Regions from separate parts of the Homo sapiens genome. Here region 2 is linked to region 1. A link is an interaction called in ENCODE POLR2A ChIA-PET data of the cell type or tissue named here. Cell type or tissue: B cell. All regions are shown on one strand. Links, peaks and the distances in the headings refer to the core of each region. The heading gives the core; the rest is flanking DNA.

Evidence for each region. ChIA-PET counts read pairs that join two places held together with the same protein. Peaks named below come from ENCODE experiments on the same cell type or tissue, not always from the same donor. Only the 100,000 strongest peaks of a DNase experiment are listed, where the experiment ranks them.
Region 2: POLR2A ChIA-PET joins it to region 1 with 6 read pairs; 31 of 35 experiments call an interaction of 5 or more read pairs at or near these places.

The regions. Positions count from the first base shown.
Region 1 is chr3:49,343,979-49,346,836 of GRCh38, forward strand. No RefSeq gene overlaps it. Among named protein-coding and RNA genes, the nearest start is that of USP4, 5.4 kb to the left of the region's middle. RefSeq lists enhancers at 1,437-1,556, 1,647-1,736. In B cell, for the core only: no CTCF peak of the experiment used is centred there; DNase peaks (open chromatin) are centred at 673 and 1,313; H3K4me3 peaks cover 870 bases; H3K27ac peaks cover 2,360 bases.
Region 2 is chr3:49,439,794-49,442,705 of GRCh38, forward strand. No RefSeq gene overlaps it. Among named protein-coding and RNA genes, the nearest start is that of NICN1, 12 kb to the left of the region's middle. In B cell, for the core only: no CTCF peak of the experiment used is centred there; no DNase peak of the experiment used is centred there.

The DNA of each region.
Region 1 (2,858 bases), core at 1-2,500:
ACCATGTTGCCCAGGCTGGTCTTGAACTCCTGGCCTCAAGTGATCCTCCGCCTCCCAAGTGCTGGGATTGCAGTCATGCGCCACCGTGCCCGGACTACAAGGTCACCATTATTTACAAAGTCTTTAAACTTTGTTAGCCAGTTTGTTTGATTTAAATGGTGGGGGTGGCCGGGCGCAGTGGCTCATGCCTGTAATCCCAGCACTTTAGGAGGCCAAGGCAGTCGGATCAGGAGGTCAGGAGTTCGAGACCAGCCTGACCAACATGGCGAAACCCCATCTCTACTAAAAATACAAAAATTATCTGGGCGTGGTGGCATGGGCCTGTAATCCCAGCTACTCAGAAGGCTGAGGCAGGAAAATCGCTGGAACCTGGGAGGCAGAGGTTGTGGTGAGCCAGGATCGTGCCATTGCATGCCAGCCTGGGCAACAAGAGCAAAACTCCGTCTCAATAAATAAATAAATAAATAAATAAATAAATAAATAAATGGTGGGGTTTTTTGTTTTGTTTTGTTTTTGAGACAGGGTCTCATTCTGTCATCCCCGCTGCAGTGCAGTGGCACAATCTTGGCTCACTGCAACTTCTGCCCTGTTCCCCAGGGCTCAAGCACTCTGTCCACCTCTGCCTCCCAAAGTGTTGAGATTACACGTGTGAGCCACCACGCTGAGCCGTTTTTTGTTTTGTTTTGTTTTTTGAGACAGAATCTCATTCTGTAGTCACAACTACTTAGGAGGCAAAAAAACCAGGGCCAGGCACGGCTCACTCCTGCAATCCCAGCACTTTGGTAGGCTGAGGTGGGCAGGTCACTTGAGGTCAGGAATTTGAGACCAGCCTGGCCAACCTAGTGAAACCCAGTCTCTACTAAAAACATAGAAATTAGCTGGGCATGGTGGTGCTCGCCTGTAATCCCAGCTACTTGGGAGGCTGAGGCAGGAGAATCACTTGAACCCAGGAGGCGGAGGTTGCCGTGAGCCAAGATCACGCCACTGCACTCTAGTCTGGGCAACAAGAGTGAAACTTCATCTCAAAAAAAGGAAAAAAAAATTTAAAAATTTAAAATAAAACAATTAGCCTGGCATGGTGACGTGCACCTGTAATCCCAGCTATTAAGTAGGCCAAGGTGGGAGGATCTTTTTAGCCCAGGAGTTTGAAGTTGCAGAGAGCTGTGATCCTATGATCGTGCCACTGCACTCCAGCCTGGGTGACAGAGCAAGATCCTGTCTCAAAAATAAAACAAAAAAGAGAACTGGAAACAATGAACATCTGCCTGCGTGTTCCTGTTGTGGTAGTGACCTAGGGACTTGGGAGGAAATGACAAGGGTGACTGATTCAGCTCAGAGACATCTTGGCACCAGAGCTGTGTTCTATGTTGAGCCACTTTATCCTAGAGAGAACCATAGGCCCGGTAGGACACCAAGATCCCAGAAGTGGACAATCCATCCATTACCAGAGGACCTTGGGCCACAAGAACAGAAGAGAAACCAGGAAGGGAGCTAGAAGAAAACCTGGCTTATTGGTCACATACTAGTTGATCTTGGACTGTGATGTCTAATTAAAGATTCATAATGTTGGCCGGGCGCGGTGGCTTACGCTTGTAATCCCAGCACTTTGGAAGGCCGAGAAGGGCGGATCACGAGGTCAGGAGATCGAGATCATCCTGGCTAACACAGTGAAACCCCGTCTCTACTAAAAATACAAAAAATTAGCCGGGCGTGGTGGTGGGTGCCTGTAGTCCCAGCTACTCAGGAGGCTGAGGCAGGAGAATGGCATGAACCCGGGAGGCGGAGCTGGCACTGAGCCAAGATTGCGCCACTGCACTCCAGCCTGGGTGACAGAGCGAGACCCTATCTCAAAAAAAAAAAAAAAAAAAAAGATTCATAATGTCAGGCCGGGCACGGTGGCTCACACCTGTAATCCCAGTACTTTGGGAGGCCGAGGCAGGTGGTTCACCTGAGGTCAGGAGTTTGAGACCAGCTTGACCAACATGGTGAAACCCCATCTCTATTGAAAATACAGAATTATCTGGGCATGGTAGTGCATTCCTGTAGCCCCACCTACTTGGGAGGCTGAGGCAAGAGAATAGTTTGAACCCAGGAGGCGGAGGTTGCAGTGAGCCAAGATTGCACCACTGCACTCCAGCCTGGGCAACAAGAGCGAAACTCCGTCTCAAAAAAAAAGATTAATAATGTCTGGGTGTGTGAACTTTATGCTTTTTTTTTTTTTTTTTTTTTGAAACAAGGTCTTAGTCTGTCACCCAGCCTGGAATGCAGTGGCGCAATCTCCGCTCACTGCCACCTCCGCCTCCTGGGTTCAAGGGATTCTCCTGCCTCAGCCTCCCTAGTAGCTGGGATTACAGGCACCGGCCACCACGCCCAGGTGATTTTTGTATTTTTAGTAGAAACGGGGTTTCACCATGTTGGCCAGGCTGTTCCTGAACTCCTGACCTCAGGTGATCCACCCGCCTCGGCCTCCCAAAGTGCTTGGATTACAGGCTTGAACTACCACGCCTGGCCTTTAAGCTTTATTTTATTCCAAATCATAAGGTTTTTGTCTTAGCTGCTACCACAGTTTTCTTTACACCTGATAGGACTTGGCTCTCCCAAGTTATTCTTGGTCCACACTTGGCCAGCACTAACAGAGCACACGTGGCAGTATTCACAAATATTAGACATATTTTAATTGGAGGTGGCAACAGGGGAGAAATATTTTTGGTTCCTTCTCACCTGTGCCTCCTTAACCTGCCCAGGGGACTGTGAAAAGAAAAAGATTCTAGAAGCACACTTTAGAAGAATTAAATGTCTTCTCAGTGATTTCTAACCTCTGTTATATAAGGATTAGGTTCTTGCAGAAGATAATAGAG
Region 2 (2,912 bases), core at 122-2,621, 96 kb after region 1:
GACCTCATGCTGGAGTGCAGTGGCATGATCTCAACTCACTGCAACCTCTGCCTCCTGGGTTCAGGCGTTTCTCCTGCCTCAGCCTCCCAAGTAGCTGGGACTACAGGCACACGCCACCACGGCCAGCTAATTTTTGACGGGGTATCACCATGTTGGCCAGGATAGTCTTGATCTCCTGACCTCATGATCCTCCTGTCTAGGCCTCCCAAAGTGCTGGGATTACAGGCGTGAGCCACCGCGCCCAGCCTATTTATTTATTTTTGAGACAGAGTTTGCTCTGTCGCCCAGGCTGGAGTGCAATGGCAAGATTTCGGCTCCCTGCAATCTCTGCCTCCTGGGTTCAAGCGATTCACCTGCCTCAGTCTCCCAAGTAGCTGGCACTACAGGAGCGTGCCATCACCCCCGGCTTTGTTTTGTTTTGTTTTTGCGACAGAGTTTCGCTCTTGTTGTCCAGGCTGGAGTGCAATGGTGCGGTCTTGGCTCACCGCAATCTCCACCTCCCAGATTCAAGCGATTCTTCTGCCTCAGCCTCTCGAGTAGCTGGGATTACAGGCATGCGCCACCACACCCAGCTAATTTGATAATTTTAGTAGAGATGGGGTTTCACCATGTTGGTCAGGCTGGCTTCGAACTCCCGACCTCAGGTGATCTGCCCATGTCAGCCTCCAAAAGTGCTGAGATTACAGGCGTGAGCCACTGTGCCCGGCCCTTTCTTTTCTTTTTTGACAGTCCTACTCTGTCACCCAGGCTGCAGTGTAGTGGCACAATCTTGGCTCACTGCAACCTCTGGGGAGGCCCGATTTCTACAAAAAGTAAAAAATTGGCCAGGCAAGGTGGCTCATGTCTGTAATCCCAGCACTTTGAGAGGCTGAGGCGGGCGGATAACCTGAGGTCGGGAGTGGGAGACCAGCCTAACCAACATGGAGAAACCCTTTCTCTACTAAAAAAAAAAACAAATACAAAATTAGCCAGGCGTGGTGGTGGGCCCCTGTAATTCCAGCTACTCAGGAGGCTGAGGCAGGAGAATCGCCTGAACCCAGGAGGCGTAGGTTGCAGTGAGCTGCCAAGATCACACCATTGCCCTCCAGCCTGGGCAACAAGAGCAAAACTCTGTCTCAAAAAAAAAAAAAAAAAAAAACTACCTGAGTGTGGTGGTCCATGTCTGTAGTCCCAGCTACTCAGGATAACGTTGGAGGATCACTTGAACCTGGGAGGTGGAGGGTGCAGAGAGCTGTATTCATGCCACTGCACCCCATCCTGGGTGACCTATCTTGAAAAAATATGCATGTGTGTCTGTGTGTGTCTGTCCAGATATATAAGGACACACATATAATGTCTTTGCCTCTTGTAACCTGATTTGAGTCTATTTTCACTTACAATAATATAGCCACTCCAGCTCTCTTTTGGTTATTATTTGCATGGAATATATTTTTCCACCCTTTTCTTATGTAAAGCTAAAAAGAGGAAGCTGAGGCAAAATTAATATAAGTAGAGAGTTTATTTGGGCCAAGCTTGAGGATTGCTACCCAAGAACATAGATTAATATTCTACCCAAGAACATACTATTGTGTTGTCCTTAATAATATACACTGGGCCAGGTGCCATGGCTCACACCTGTAATCCCAGCACGTTGGAAGGCTGAGGTGAACAGAACACAAGTCAGGAGTTCGAGACCAGCATGACCAACATGGTGAAACCCCGTCTCTACTAAAAACACACAAAAAATTAGCCGGGTGTGGTGGTGCGCACCTGTAATCCCAGCTACTTGGGAGGCTGAGGCAGGAGAATTGCTTGGAGCTGGGAAGCAGAGGTTGCAGTAAGCCAAGATCATGCCACTGCACTCCAGCCTCAGCAATGGAGTGAGACTCCGTCTCAAAAAAAAAAAAAGAAAGAAAAAAAAAAGTCAGGCACAGTGGCTCACACCTGTAATCCCAGCACGTTGGCAGGCCAAGGCAGGCAGATCACAAGGTCAGGAGTTTGAGACCAGCCTGGCTAACATGATGAAACCCTGTCTCTACTAAAAAAAATACAAATAATTAGCGAGGCGTAGTGGCGGGCGCCTATAATCCCAGCTACTCGGAAGGCTGAGGCAGGAGAATCACTTGAACCTGGGAGGCAGAGGTTGCAGTGAGCCAAGATCTCGCCACTGCACTCCAGCCCAGGTGACAGAGTGAGACTCCGTCTCAAAAAACAAACAAACAAACAAACAAACAAAATAATAATAATACACTGATGGCCGGGTGCAGTGGCTCATGCCTGTAATCCCAGCACTTTGGGAGGCTGAGGTGGGTGGATCACCTGAGGTCAGAAGTTCAAGACCAGCCTGGCCAACATGATGAAACCCTGTCTCTACTAAAAATAGAAAAATTAGCCGGGCATGGTGGTGGGTGCCTGTAATCCCAGCTACTTGGAAGGCTTAGTCAGGATAATCGCTTGAACCCGGGAGGTGGAGGTTGCAGTGAGCTGAGATCACACCACTGCACTCCAGCCTGGGCAACAGAGTCTCAAAAAAAAAAAAAAAAAAAAAAAAAAAAAAAAATATATATATATATATATATATATATATATGCTGATTAGTAGCAAGTACAGATGGATTATTATTATTATTATTTTTGAAACGGAGTCTCGCTCTGTCACCCAGGCTGGAGTGCAATGGCTCAATCTCGGCTCACTGTAACCTCCACCTCCCAGGTTCAAGCGATTCTCCTGCCTCAGTCATTTGAGTAGCTGGGATTACAGGTGCCCACCACCACACCTGGCTAATTTTTGTATTTTTAGTAGAGATGGGGTTTCAGCTTGTTGGCCAGGCTGGTCTCGAACTCTTGACCTCAGATAATCCGCCCACCTCAGCCTCCCAAAGTGCTGGGATTACAGGTGTAAGACACCACACCCGGCCGAGACAGAGTCTTGCT